5 separate regions of the Homo sapiens genome follow, and all the other regions are linked to region 4. The links are chromatin contacts, found by Hi-C or POLR2A ChIA-PET in ENCODE. All regions are on one chromosome and are shown on one strand. Each heading gives the region's core, a stretch centred on a gene start or an enhancer-like site at or near the end of the contact. The rest is flanking DNA. Distances are from core to core; before and after follow the strand shown. Region 1 overlaps ARHGAP26 (Rho GTPase activating protein 26). Region 2 overlaps KCTD16 (potassium channel tetramerization domain containing 16). Region 3 overlaps ARHGAP26 (Rho GTPase activating protein 26). Region 4 has its middle 74 kb from the start of MIR5197. Region 5 overlaps ARHGAP26 (Rho GTPase activating protein 26).

The links. Hi-C counts contacts between places; a loop is a spot of excess contacts on that map. ChIA-PET counts read pairs that join two places held with the same protein, here RNA polymerase II (POLR2A). Pooled maps may share reads with other maps.
Region 1: a pooled map shows a loop between it and region 4 (8-fold over the local background). The contact joins two enhancer-like sites. A Hi-C loop is called at or near these places in 1 of 37 single-sample maps with no recorded cell type and 9 of 50 pooled maps. POLR2A ChIA-PET finds 5 or more read pairs at or near these places in 3 of 52 experiments (OCI-LY7, WTC11 and activated CD8-positive, alpha-beta T cell).
Region 2: a map of naive thymus-derived CD4-positive, alpha-beta T cell shows a loop between it and region 4 (3-fold over the local background). The contact joins two enhancer-like sites. A Hi-C loop is called at or near these places in 1 of 168 maps with a recorded cell type or tissue (naive thymus-derived CD4-positive, alpha-beta T cell), 3 of 37 single-sample maps with no recorded cell type and 11 of 50 pooled maps. POLR2A ChIA-PET finds 5 or more read pairs at or near these places in 1 of 52 experiments (activated CD4-positive, alpha-beta memory T cell).
Region 3: a loop to region 4 is called in a pooled map, with 4 times the contacts of the local background. The contact joins two enhancer-like sites. A Hi-C loop is called at or near these places in 13 of 37 single-sample maps with no recorded cell type and 7 of 50 pooled maps. POLR2A ChIA-PET finds 5 or more read pairs at or near these places in 1 of 52 experiments (OCI-LY7).
Region 5: a pooled map shows a loop between it and region 4 (2.4-fold over the local background). The contact joins two enhancer-like sites. A Hi-C loop is called at or near these places in 1 of 37 single-sample maps with no recorded cell type and 2 of 50 pooled maps. POLR2A ChIA-PET finds 5 or more read pairs at or near these places in 1 of 52 experiments (AG04450).

Annotation. Positions count from the first base shown.
Region 1 is chr5:143,053,133-143,055,832 of GRCh38, reverse strand. It overlaps ARHGAP26 (Rho GTPase activating protein 26), which reads right to left. Exons shown (of 23, transcript NM_001135608.3): 15 at 1,307-1,394. LOC124901097 (a long non-coding RNA gene) reads left to right here. Exons shown (of 2, transcript XR_007058979.1): 2 at 1,720-1,980. Among named protein-coding and RNA genes, the nearest start is that of ARHGAP26-IT1, 140 kb to the left of the region's middle. RefSeq lists an enhancer at 1,312-1,361. Within about 2 kb of position 1,297, at least 3 of the 41 ENCODE cell types and tissues checked have a DNase peak (open chromatin) inside an H3K27ac peak, as active enhancers do.
Region 2 is chr5:144,188,566-144,191,265 of GRCh38, reverse strand. All of the region lies in intron 2 of KCTD16 (potassium channel tetramerization domain containing 16), which reads right to left. Among named protein-coding and RNA genes, the nearest start is that of KCTD16, 19 kb to the right of the region's middle. Within about 2 kb of position 1,310, at least 10 of the 41 ENCODE cell types and tissues checked have a DNase peak (open chromatin) inside an H3K27ac peak, as active enhancers do.
Region 3 is chr5:143,022,218-143,024,972 of GRCh38, reverse strand. All of the region lies in intron 12 of ARHGAP26 (Rho GTPase activating protein 26), which reads right to left. Among named protein-coding and RNA genes, the nearest start is that of ARHGAP26-AS1, 150 kb to the right of the region's middle. Within about 2 kb of position 1,337, at least 8 of the 41 ENCODE cell types and tissues checked have a DNase peak (open chromatin) inside an H3K27ac peak, as active enhancers do.
Region 4 is chr5:143,604,211-143,606,910 of GRCh38, reverse strand. No RefSeq gene overlaps it. Among named protein-coding and RNA genes, the nearest start is that of MIR5197, 74 kb to the left of the region's middle. Within about 2 kb of position 1,435, at least 7 of the 41 ENCODE cell types and tissues checked have a DNase peak (open chromatin) inside an H3K27ac peak, as active enhancers do.
Region 5 is chr5:142,923,046-142,925,745 of GRCh38, reverse strand. The region is part of intron 10 of ARHGAP26 (Rho GTPase activating protein 26); the gene reads right to left. Among named protein-coding and RNA genes, the nearest start is that of ARHGAP26-AS1, 55 kb to the right of the region's middle. Within about 2 kb of position 1,430, at least 3 of the 41 ENCODE cell types and tissues checked have a DNase peak (open chromatin) inside an H3K27ac peak, as active enhancers do.

The DNA.
Region 1 (2,700 bases), core at 48-2,547, 550 kb after region 4:
ATGAATAGACACAACTATGTTTCATTGTCAACACTAAAATAGTGCTAATGCAAGAGTCTAACACAAACTAAGAGATTTCCTTTTCAGTCAGTGACTCATCTATCAACAACAGCATTTTAAGATGTGTCTGAGAAACAGGCAACTAACTACATATTTGCAAGTCTTGATCTTCCCAGCGGCTTGTTGTTAGAATCAATTCATCTAGAAACACTATAAAAGATTTTTGTAGGTGTTGTGGTGGTGAATTCACTATGGAGTATTGCTCCAGAATGCTAGAACCCCTAACATTAGGTATGATATAAACAAATTTTACCTGCTGGGGTATGAGTATGTTTAACCATAAACTTGAGGGTTTTTTCCTGATAGTTCAAATAAGAAACTTCTCAATAGGACTATACATTATTCTTGGCTCAGATTTTATTCTCATTGGGTCCCTTAATTCGACTCCTAGTTTTAGTTAACACTTACATTATATCTTACTCTTGACTCTAATTACCCAATAGCCAATAAAATCTACATCAGCAATTCCTTTTCTGTGGCCTCCTTCCTTTGCTTTCCAGCCAATTCCATCTTCAAAAAATCTGCACAGAGACTTATGCTATTTCTGATGACCATTCCCCTCTCCTTTTAAGACTAGGTCCCACCTTTTTTGGTAAGAACTATGGTATTCCTGTCCTTCAAGTCCAGCATAAATATTTTGGTCTATTCATGAAACTAAGATGCAGGCAGCTGGTCAATAACCCAACCTTTAATAATGAAAGGAGGCATAGAGAGGGTACAGTAGTATCATATATAAATGATACAAGGAAAATAGTCTCTGCAGAGAAATAATATTGTCCAGTGTAAGGGAAGGAGTCAAAAAGGAGTTCCATTAAGTTCTCATTTTTAAGAACCATTGTCAGCAATGTACTCTGTGTAAAGTATGAAACTATCAAAATACATGAGGTATGTAATCATGCATTCTTAACAGAAGATGATTCATGATTCCTTGTGTTCTTAACAGATTATTCAGGGACTTCGGGGAAGACCCCATTTTAGGTTCTGTTCATGGCTAATTATCACAATACTTCTCATATAGAACAAAGTTTCCTAAATCACTCAGGGTGTCACTGCACAAAGGCAACCCATCAACTATGGATGATTTACGATTGGTTTGACCAGCTGAGCTAAACGCACCCACACAGAAGCTGTTTCCACATCTCAAACACCCACCCGACAGCTCTCCGGAGTCTGAAAATAAAACTGCTTTCTTCCTGATTGCATGATAACTAGCTGGCACTCTGCCTTGCAAATGGAAAGTCCCTACCTTAGGTAGGTCTTCAGAGCACTAGTGATGGTCTTTATCTCCCATTCAGCACAGATATCTGTTTCTGTCTCAGAAGCAGTCTTGGGGTCTAAAATGAAGAAAAGACAATACATAAAGCACAGCATAAAATGGAACTAATAAATAAGCACACATAAAGGCATCCAATCTTGCTAGTAACTAGAGAAATGCAAAGTAAAACAAAAATGACAAGTATTTTTTTTACCTATTAAATTAGGAAAATGTCTAAAAATTCCAATATCTCTTGCTGGCAAGAATGCAGTGAAACTGATCCTCTCCTATCCTGCTGGCAGCAGGAGAGACAAATGCAAGAGTTTTGAGAAGCAATTTGGTAATATGTATCAAAGTCTTAAAAACGTTTATACCCTTTGAACCAGTAATCTCATTTCTCACAGTCTATCCTCAGAAAATAAGATAAGGCACGAGAAAAGTTACAGACCCCAGAAACGTTCAGCACACACTCTTCTTTGCAAAAGCAGAAAAAACAACAAAAAAAGGAGACAACCTAAATGTCCAACGATAGAAGAATGATTAAGTGAATTACCGTATGTCTACCTGATGGAATATTACCTCGCCGATTTATATGACAACGATGACTGTAAAGCAACATGGAAAATGCCTGCATTATATAATGTCAAATAAAAAAAAACAAGATATGTCTATGAGAAACTTTTTCTATGAACTTTTTATATGAACAAGGCTGAAAGGAAATACTCTAAATTAGTGGTTGGGTTAAAGTGGTGGACTGTGGTATGATTTTATTCCATTACTTTTGTATTTTTAAAAAAATTGCTTTAAGCTCAAATGTGCAATGAGAACCACCATATCAGCTCTGACAATTTCTTTTGTCTCTTCTTGCATGGACTTTTAAACAAATCAGTATATTTTAAACAAGCATGTATGATAAAAGAACAGGAGAGATAATTCTTATAATCTTCCTGAGTAGCACACAAGGAGGTGAGAAGAAGAGGCAGAGGTTGGGGAGTGTAATTGCTTCACAGATCCCCATCCTGTCCCTGGTGAGGCAGGCCAGGTCATACACATACTGGTGGGAGGGTCACAGAGTCTTTTTCAGTGCACAGGAGGGAGAATCCAGCTCCCTCATACTGGCTAAAGACTAGTTCTTTGCCACCAGCTCCCAGTCCTTTTTTTTTCTGCATAGCACCTCATTTTGAGTTGGAGAGCAACCCTTTTCTTACTTTTTCCAGGGGTGGAGAATGAGATTCAGGACAGACTGGCCAAAAGTATATCAACTCTCTGGACTCAGTGCCTGGATGAGGGATGGCCCAAGACCTAAGCCTGCCCAATCAGAGTAACTCTCCAGGACTCACGAACAGATATTTGCTGTTTGCTGGGCTTGCACTAGGAGGTTATGT
Region 2 (2,700 bases), core at 61-2,560, 580 kb before region 4:
ACAGAGTAACTCAGAACTCATCTACCCTCTCCCCAGCATCCCTTTGCTCACTTATCAGGGAGGACTTCCACCAATGATTCCCATTCAATGTCCCCACTGACAGGTGTGGCTTTGACATTAAAGCAATAAGAATTTCCGTTTTTACAACAGTATTAAAAAATATTTTCCCTCTATCCCCCAGCCATGAAAGAAAGGGAAATAAAGATAAAAGCTGCTCTATTACCCATTTGGCAAAGTGAAGAATGGTGTACATTGAATGTCGCACATTAACGACAATCAGTGAGGCTCACCTTCAGCAGAGAATGAGAATGTTTTATGTGTGTTGTGGTGTGTGTGTGTCTGTGAGTGCCCATTCACTCATTCATTCAGTAAATGTTTGTTTAGTATGTTCCACATGCTAGGCATTGCCATAGGCAATGGGGATTCCACAATGAACACAAAAGAGCTGAAGCTCCTGCCTTCATAGAGCTCACATTCTAGACAATAAATGAATAAGCATATAGAATGTCAGATGATAATAAATATAGTGGAGAAAAATAAAATAGAATATTAATTACTATGTTACTGGGGAGGGGTATTAATAGCAAAGGGACAGAGGGGACAAGGAAAGAGGTAGGGGAAAAGTGTGTTCTTTAGTAGTTTAAGCTAAAAAAGGCTTTTTCCAGTCAGGTGAACTATAGTAAAGAAAGGAATTTTCATTCAACAATCAATCGTAATATTAATAGATATAATAATAGATACCAATTACTGAATCACTACTACATGACTGTCACTATGCTGAGCATTATTTCATTTATTCTTCACAATAAGCTTTGTTAGTGTGACACTTATAGGCACAAAGGAAAGTGAGGCATCGTAAGAAAGAGAGAGAACGGAAGGAGAGAGAAGCCAAGGTTCAGATAAGTCAAGTAGCTAGCCCAAGTGATCTTACGCAAATGTACAGAACGTGGATTTGAGTGCAGACACTCTGACTCCAAAGCCTGCACTCTTAACCCAGACACTGGGTTGAGGTACAGAGATAAATAAGTCATGGACTCTGCCTTGGAATTGCTCATAGTCTAGTAAGAGAGACAGACTCGTAAACAAATAAATCCAGTGCAGTGATAGGAGCTATAATAGAGGTATAATAGCGTTAAGGAGACACAGAGGAAAGAGTGACTAAGTGCCTGGCTGCGGGTGGGGTGAAGGGTTATCAAAATGCAGACATATTCATTTGTGCTTATGTAATTCATTGCTCTCGCTGGGTCTGGTTACTCACAACGAATCTGCAGTTCCCTCCAAAACCTTTTCCGGTGGATTTCCCCAGTCTGTCTTCACAGGTTGTGGGTTGTCAGCCTCATCCTGAATGCAATAAGTAGTTCTGACACAGAGGCCACATAAACTCTTTAAAGCCACTGTGGAGAAGGAAGGGAAATAACAATATAGCAGTCTACCTTAACTACCTTCATAAAAGGCTAAGGAATATGGCAACCATGTGAATTAAAATGAGATGACCAATATAAGGGAAAAGAGGAAAAATGCTGGCAAACCACCTGAAAAAACTAAAGGGCATGTGTATTGTGATACAAGGTGGCTGACAACAGTTACTCAGAAAGGAAAATTATATTCCGTGAAGGTCCTTATTACCTAGCACGATTTGCTTTAAGCCTCCATTCTTAACCTAGGTCTGCAAACGGGATTCACAAAATTCATGAATTCCCTGAAATTGTATGCAAAACTCTATGTACCTGCTCTACATTTTCTTTTTCTTTTTTCTTTTTTTTTTTTTTTGAGATGGAGTCTCACTCTGTCACCCCGGCTGAAGTGCAGTGGCGCAATCTAGGCTCACTGCAAGCTCCGCCTCCCAGGTTCACGCCATTCTCCTGCCTCAGCCTCCCGAGCAGCTGGGACTACAGGCGCCCGCCACCACACCCGGCTAATTTTGTTACTGTATTTTTAGTAGAGTCGGGGTTTCACCATGTTAGCCAGGATGGTCTCAATCTCCTGACCTCGTGATCCGCCCGCCTCGGCCTCCCAAAGTCCTGGGATTACAGGCGTGACCTGCTCTGCATTTTCTAGAGATCCCAAGAGTTCATCCAAATTTCAAAACAGTACATGTTCTCCAAGTAGGTTAAGAGCTGTGCGTTAAATACTTTCAGAACTGCTACTCCAGTAGATTTAAGTATAAAGAGCCTGGCATATCTTAGAGGGTCCAAAATGTCTAAGTGCATCCTTTGATATCATTGTTATTTATTGCCTTTATCAATGTGTTTGCAAATTACTGGTGCTACTTAGACACCCTACACATGAATATAAGGCCTTACCATGACAACAGGGCTTGCTTTTGATTATGTTGTGTATAGTTGATCTTTTATCTCTCTTTTGGAACTTCTTTGTAGAAAGATTCACTTTTCAAAGAAGCTGTTCACTCAGTATTGATTCTCAACTTTTTGTGGCAGGGGAGGGGAGGTGAGTATTTGATTAGGAATATTACAATGCCCCATTTGGTGTTTTCAAGCTGACCTCTCACCTGACTCTTTTCCACTCCAAACCCCTATTTCATAACTCAAGTTATTTATCTGTTGATACATTTCTCTTCATGTATATTTGGATCACCTTAGGCACAACAGCTTAAATTTTATTTTGGTTAGATGCCTCTTTATTACATTTGATTTATAGTCATTGAAAAAGTTTTGAGGATAGTGGAGAATCTTCCACCTT
Region 3 (2,755 bases), core at 88-2,587, 580 kb after region 4:
AACTATTCCCACCTTCAGACAAAGAAACTGAGGCTTGGAGAAATTAATTTCTCAAAATCACACACTCAGTAATTCTTGAGGCTGGGATTTCAAACCACGTGTGGAATACTCCAGAGCTAACACTTCTAAGCACTACTCTACCCTCTGCTCAATCTTACATGCCGATTGTGAGCTGCAGGCTCTGACAACTCTGATCAGTGCAGGGAGTGACCAAGTTTGCCCTCAGAATGAAGTCTCAGTTTTCACATCTGTAAATGGGGTCAATAATAGTATCTAGCTCATAGGGTTCTTAGGAGGATCAAATGACATAACGTATATCAAGCAGTGAACATGTTGCCCACTCCCCAGTATGTACTCAATAAACATTAACCACAATAACTGGAAGCCTGTACTCGGTGGCAGTGGGGGAAATATTTTAGTCTCTGTCTCAATAACCCCTTGCACTGGGCTTTAGGGGTTAAAGATGTAGCCAGGGACCTGCTCACTGTCTCTTGGCTGAAGCCCAAACTGGGATGGCAACGGGTGGCTCACACCTGCTCAGGCTGCAGCCTGCTGTCAGTACAGAGCCCACATCACTGAGGGAAAGGGGAATATTAGGCCATGGCAGAGGCATACACTGGCTGCATCTGCCAGTCTAAAGCTAGCTGAGAGAGAGGGTAGATTTGTCAAGTGTCTTTTAGGACAAGCAGAAAGGCTTCTGATTATCCATGCAAGTCCAAGGAGTACCACCACCAGTCATAGCTTTGGGGGCCAGGGTCTCATCAAACAAAATAGCTGGGAACTCAAATAATAAAATATCTGCAAAAACAAGCTGTTCCTGCCCCTTCTTCTCTCTCCAGCCCCCTGCCCTCCGAGCCAGGGCTATTCTAGAGCTGGGGTATTACAGCTCAACTAAATGTAATTCAAGCTCAATGCACCACAGCAACTGTGTTGCACAGGCAACTCATAATGAAAAGTGAGGTGTAGAAAGTCAGCACCTAGGGAGAGCTAGAATTATACCACCTCGCCTGACTGCGGCTCAGAAGATGAAAGTGGTGGCCACGGAAACTGCATGCACAGGAGAGAGGAGAAAGGGGAAAGAAAAAGGGTGTGGGGAGGAGGGCAGGAAGGAACGCAGGCAAGGGAGGGAGGCAGAGTGTCTGTCCTCTATCAGCTCAGACCTGGCAGGCCTGGAGAGAAAGCTGGAGGGGATGCTGCACTCAGCTGACTGCCTCGTGGGCCAGTGCATAGGCGGCCAGGCCACTGTGCCCATTAATGCCTTCCACCCTTCTCAGGTTTAAAAGGGGAAATGTTCTATTTATAAGCCACCGACCAGCAGAGGCCTGGCAGCCTCTGGATGGTTCTGATCCCAAAAGGATCCTGGTTACCGGTGGCTGCCTCCTCCTGCCTCTCAACTGTGGGTGTTCTAACAGCAAAAGGCCAAAGGTGACTAGAAGCAAAAGAAAAACAAATCCTCTTTTCTGCCCTCTGCTGCTTTCATGAGACGGTGGATTTTTGGTAATGGCTGAAGGCTTTAGATGTCTTTTAAAAATAGTGGCCCAGGCGATCCCATCAAGGCTTTCCCTACAGTTTTCAAGCCTAAATCTCCTTTTCTGTTTTACAGATCAAGGGAGGCTGAGGAACAGAGATGAAGGAAATGTACAGTCAGAGGCACAACAATAGGAAACAGAGCAATGGTAATGATGTCCCTCCCCATCTCCTCTCCTGGTCCTCAATCTTGTCCTCATAAAACAAGGCAAACCTGAATAAAACGCCATCAGGGAGTTTGCTCTGAATGACGGCCTAAAGAAGGATGAGTGGATGTACAGAAACAACATATAAAGCATTATGTTGTGTTGCCAAATCCCTGTGGGAGAGTGGTGGGCCACACTAAGGGTCTGACCCTGGGGAAGCCAGTCAGTGAAATGCGTGACCCTTGTGCACCCAGCACTGTGCACAGGTGTTTGAGGAACCACTGAGGGCTCTAATGAGGTGGTGCACTAAGAAGGAATATGGGATGGCCCCTCAGCCACAAAGAACTAGAGGGGTTAGATGTTGGAGTCTGATGATGAAATTCCTTCCAGCCCCCATGGGTGGACCACATATGAACAGGATGGCAGAATGGATCAAAGATTTCAAGCATATGAAGTGTTGCAGGAAAAAAATGACCCTGGCAATGAGGCAGGCTAGGGTTTGAGTATGAGCTTCACTACTTCTCAACTGTGCTCCCTTGACCTCTTTAAGCCTGTGAGCTCCTTTGGAAACTCAGTTGCTGTGAACAGCATTTGTACAAATGGCAGCCCATCGTGTGACACTTTCATGCTCCCTCTCAAAACCTCATGCCATCCCATTTAGACTAATTTTAAAAACTTAGCCTTGTGTTAAGCCAAGGGTTAATAAACTACAGTCCCTGGGCCAAATTCACCATTGCCTGTTTTGTAAAACAAAGTTTTACTGGAAAACACCCACACCTGCTCATTTCCATATTGTCTGTGACTGCTTTCACACTACCATAGCGGAGTTGAATACTCCTATAAAAATAAAAATATTTACTATCTGGCCCTTTACTAAAAAAAGTGGACCCCTGTGCTAAGCAATAACATTTGTAAAATCAGGGGATTGGCCAGGCGCAGTGGCTCATGCCTGTAATCCCAACACTTTGGGAGGCCGAGGCAGGCGGATCACCTGAGGTCAGGAGTCCGAGACCAGCCTGGCCAACATGGTGAAACCCCATCTCTACTAAAAATAAAAAAAATTAGCCAGGTGTGGTAGCAGG
Region 4 (2,700 bases), core at 186-2,685:
CTGTAATTTATTTAATCTCCTAGGACTTAGATTGTTTTCAGTTCTTTAGTATCATGCTGCAATGTCTTGCCCATGTATCTTTGAGTGCTTTTGTGAGTCTATTTGCAGTAAAAACCCCTAAATTGTAATTGCTAGCACCCATGATTTGTGCATTTTAAATTCAATAAATATTGTTTAACTGACTCCTTCCATGAGTCTAACTCTGAAGAAAGGAGCATTAAAACCTCCTGTAAGTAGAACTAGAAAAGGTGTGGGATAGTGAGTCAGATAAAGCACAGAACACTGAAGTATGAAAGGGAATATGGTTTTGTATGACACAGGCCAAAAGATGCTCAATGCTTCCTCATCTGATATGACCAAGACCAACGAGTTCTTAATGGGCCATTTTGAGTCACCACGATATAGATTTATATTCACCCACATCCTGCCTGGTAGGGTGAGACATGACCAGTAAAACCCAGTCCCCCTGTGGTTGAGAATTTATGAACTCAGGAGAACCCTGGAGACGAGAATATTTTTTTCTCAATCTTGCCTCCCTTCCAAAAGTTCTTCTGAACAAAATGAAAAAATGGGATTTCTCCTATCTAAGAGTTTATTTCACACTTTGTGGTTTAGAGAGCAACATGTCACTCCTTATAGGACTCTGGGGTGGCTATGACAATAATACCCATTTTACAGATGATGAAACTAAAGACAAAAAAAAAAGTGACTTTCCCATGGTAATAGAACAAGTAAGTTTTAAAGCTGGATTCAAGCCAAGGACCTCTGGCTAGAAAACAGTCCTTCTTTAAAGCAACGACACTAAGCTGAAATAGCTGATTTTGACCCCTTAAATAAACCGTTTATTTGTAGCTAGTACAAGCCACCTGTTAAGCAATAGTTTTCCAATTGGGTATTTGGGAGCCATGTAAATACAGTTCCTGTGCATCAGCAGGGAGCTGTCAGGGTTTGAACCTTCAAGTTTCCTCTCTCACATTATTGAGTCAAAACCCATCACATGTTAGAAAAGAATCAACTCCACTTAGGAGAGAGCTGACTGAGCACAGGCTCTTAGGAAAGAGATGAGTAAATACTTCCGATAATTAGACAAAAAGTCCTAAATTAGCAAAGCTTTCTGAGAAATTTTGACATGTTAGGAAATCCTCAGAACTATAGAATTGCTTTTCTGCAACCACTTACCTTCCCATTCCCTACTCCCAGCACATAACCATCAAGCAACCAAATGTCCATGAGGTCGGAGTTCTGTTAACAAACCAGCAGCAGTAAATGCTGGCCCATGGGATGCCACTCTCTGTGTCCAGTGGCCTTGGATCTCCACGAGGAAACACAGTTCCCTCAAGTGACAAGAGCTCTGCCTTACAATCATGAGTGTTAAAAATAGATGTGTACATGCAAGAGGAACAACCATGGGAAGTGGTTTTTGGCATTTCCTGTGGTCATATGTGCATCTGTTACCCGCCAACTGATTTCTAGAATGTGATTACAGATAGCTTACAGTAACAATTTTTATACCAAATGCCTAACTAATAAAAACATATGACTCTTCAGAAGTACAAATGCAAGGTATGGTGAGGAATTGAAGAAACAATCAGCATGATTCAGATCCTAAAATAAAATAAATCAGCACAGATTACATGATTCTATATTCCAGGTGTTCTCCTCCCTTCCTTCCACTTTTGATCTACACACTTTCCATCAGTGATCTCATTCAGAACCATGGAATTAAGCATCATCATTACCCTTATAATACCACAACTCCCTCTCCAGCCCTAGATATCTCCATTGAGCTTGAAGCTTGTATAGCCGACTCCACCTTAATATCTTCAAATGATTGTCCAATAAGTATCTCAAACTTGACATAAACAAAACAGAACTTTGTGGGGGTTTCTTCCCCAAAAACCCATTTCTTTCCCATTCTTTCTCAAATAAGTAAATGGTAACATCCTTCACCCCAGTTCACATACACACCTCTAACAATTTTTGTTCATCCCATCTTTTTCCTCATATCCAATCCATCAGCAGGTCAAGCCACATGTCTCCACATCCATGGCTGCTCTTCTAGTCCAAGCTTCCTCCATCTCTTGCCTGGATTACTAAAACAGACCTGCTTTTATTCTTGATTCCTGGCAACCCATTCTCCCCTGCCTAACCCCTCCATCTTCCATCACACTTAAGAAAAAAAATGCCTGGCCAGGCACAGTGGCTCACACCTGTAATCCTAGCACTTTGGGAAGCCAAGGCGGGCAGATCACCAGGTCAGGAGATCAAGACCAACCTGGCCAACATGGTGAAACCCCGTCTCTACTAAAATACAAAAAATTAGCTGGGTGTGGTGGCACGCCTGTAGTCCCAGCTACTCAGGAGGCTGAGGCAGGGGAATTGCTTAAACCTAGGAGGCAGAGGTTGCAGTGAGCCGAGATTGCGCCACTGCACTCCAGCCTGGGCGACACAGCAAGACAGCAAGACTCCGTCTCAAAAAAGAAAAAGAAAAAGTAATGCCTTACTAATACCAGCAATGCCATACAGAATCTAGCCTCTCCTCCTGTCTGAATTACCTCATACCTCATTCCACTCCACAAATACCCAACATGCCTTGTTTCTGCTCCTCAAACATAACAAGCTTGTCCCTTAGGGCATTTGCTTCTTCCTCTCCCTGGAATGCTCTTCGTCCAGATCTTCATATGGCAGGTTTCCTTTGTC
Region 5 (2,700 bases), core at 181-2,680, 680 kb after region 4:
CAATCTCAAAGCCTGTGTCTGAAACCTGCCCCTTATGCTTATTTAGGAGACAAAGGGGAATGATAAGGAATGGAGCATCAGCTGCCATCCACTTGCAAGAAGAGTTTTGCAAGTGCCAGGGAAGGGAAGTGGTCCTTTGTTTCTAAAGTGCTACTGGGAAAATGAATTCCTAACAGTTCCTGGACAATGCAATGGTTCGGGTTCAGAAGAGCTTCATTTACACAAAGATATGGCCAAAGCCACATAGAATAATCTTGGAGAATGACACCTTTTCCATGTCTGTTTATGAGATTACAGACCCAAATGTCTACGGAGACTCGGTAAGTAAGAAAAATTAGGGAAACTGGATAAGAAATTCTTTAATCCAAGGAAAATAGACTTGGTCTTATGTTGCTCTTGGTTTTTTCTTTTGCAGTTTTACTTTCAGATAGAAACAAAGAACAAAGAATTATCTCCCCTCTGTGGGAAAAACAACAGTGCAAGTGCAAAGCAAAAAAGCTGTCACTCGTCTTCATGGGGGAGGTGGGCAACAGGGCATGGTGGGGACTGCGGCAGAACAGAGAGCACACACCCCACCTAAAGGAAATATCTGTCATTCAGCTCAACCGGTAGCTGGCATGCGGGAAGGCATGATCAGCAGTTAAAGATTTTTTTCAGTTTTAAACTGTTGCCTCAAACACTATTCAAGCCAAACCAAGCATGTCTGTGGACCACCAGTTTGCAACTTCTGTTGTCTGTGTCTTCCTCTGAATCTATCTGAGCTTCACCCTAGGTCATCATTACATGTTATAAAGTCATCCATCTCATGCATTAAGACCAACAATGAAGGATGCCTGTCTATATTCTTGATTCACCTTACAGTCAAACTCAGGAGAGTATCTCCAGGTCATCCACAAAGGAGGAACTTGGGCTACTTCCCTTTTTCTTCCAATACTCAAGGACACAGTGCCATCACTGGAAGGCAATGGTAATCTACTATTTGGAGACAGAACATATGAATCTGCACTACTATGCGTGCTCTGATGTAATAAACCATTGAGGTCCTTCTGCAAGACCTTTGTGCATGGAAAGAATTAATAATATGCCATGATAATCTGGGTGTGGTACAGGTGAGAGACAGAGGAAGTAAGAAACCAGAAGATGCTGCAACTGGCAGCCCCCAAACCACAGGTAGATTTACTGAGTGTTTATTATGTGCTAACCACTGTGCTAAGGACTTTACTTGTATTATCATTCATTCTTCACAATAACTGTATGAAGTAGACACTACCATTATTTCTTCTTTTAAAAGTGAAAAGACTGAGACTCACATAAATTACTTGCATAATGTCACACCACTAGTAAGTGCCAAAGCCTGCACTTGAACCCAGGTGTGCCTGAATCTAAAGCAAAGCCCATGCTTTAATGACAATGTTGTACTGCCCCCCTGTGCATGTAGCATACATGTCCTGGGATCCAGAAAGACCAGCATCTTAAGGAGAAGAAGAAAGGAAGGAAGGAGGGAGGGAGGGAAGGAGAGTTGGAAAGAGGAGGGAGGGAGGAAGCAAGGGTCAACCCTCTAAGAAGGTTTTGGAAGTAGCTTCTAATCAATTATTTAGAAAGGATCTGATCCTCTCAGCACTTTGGGATGCCGAGGCGGGTGGATCGCGAGGTCAGGAGATCGAGACCATCCTGGCTAACACGGTGAAACCCCGTCTCTACTAAAAATACAAAAAAATTAGCCAGGTGCGGTGGCAGGCGCCTGTAGTCCCAGCTACTTGGGAGGCTGAGGCAGGAGAACGGCACGAACCCGGGGGGCGGAGCTTGCAGTGAGCGGAGATTGCGCCACTGCACTCCAGCCTGGGCGACAGAGCAGGACTCCGTATCAAAAAAAAAAAAAAAAAAAAAAGGATCTGATCCTAATAAATGAATGAATCATAACCTATTAAAGCCTGCAACCTTAGTATTTTTAGAGGAATGTTCCTAAAATAATTAGGATCATAGCAATAATAATAGTCTAAAAAGTAGGTATCACCAACCACATCAGATAAGTTCTTACATTTTTATGAGAGACTGAAGTCGTAAAACATCGGGAAGCCCAAAGACATCTTTGGCATATTAAATTGCATGGCTCTTAAATGCAACAGATATTGACTGAGTTCCTATTATGTGCCAGTCATCATGCTAGGTATCAGGGACATAGAAGCAAGCAAATGTTAACACACTGCACAAGGACAAGGCATTATTCACTGATGGGATGAGTGAGACTCAAGGAGAATGCAAATACCTGTTACTACTATTGATAACAAACTATGAAAATATAGCTTCTGTTTCATGTATTTTTTTTTCATTTTTACTATTCTATCTCACAATCAACAGAAATGTACATAAGTGGAATGTACTGGTTGAACTGTTTCTTCTATCCAGAATTACATAATAGCTCATTTTTGGTTTTGATTTTAAAAAGACAAACTCATTTTATATTTAGAAATTGGTAAATAAACTGGTATATTCAACCAATAAAACTCCATATTTCACCAGGCAGACTAAAGAGTAAAAATAGGGTTGCCTCAATCACCCTCCCAATCAAGTCCATTAACCACCATACCCCATTCTTTGTTAAACCAGAATCAAACAGCAAACAGGCATGCTCTCATTTAATTAAAAGAAAAAAAAAAACTCCATGACAAGTTCAAACTACATGAATTCTAAGACTCCAAG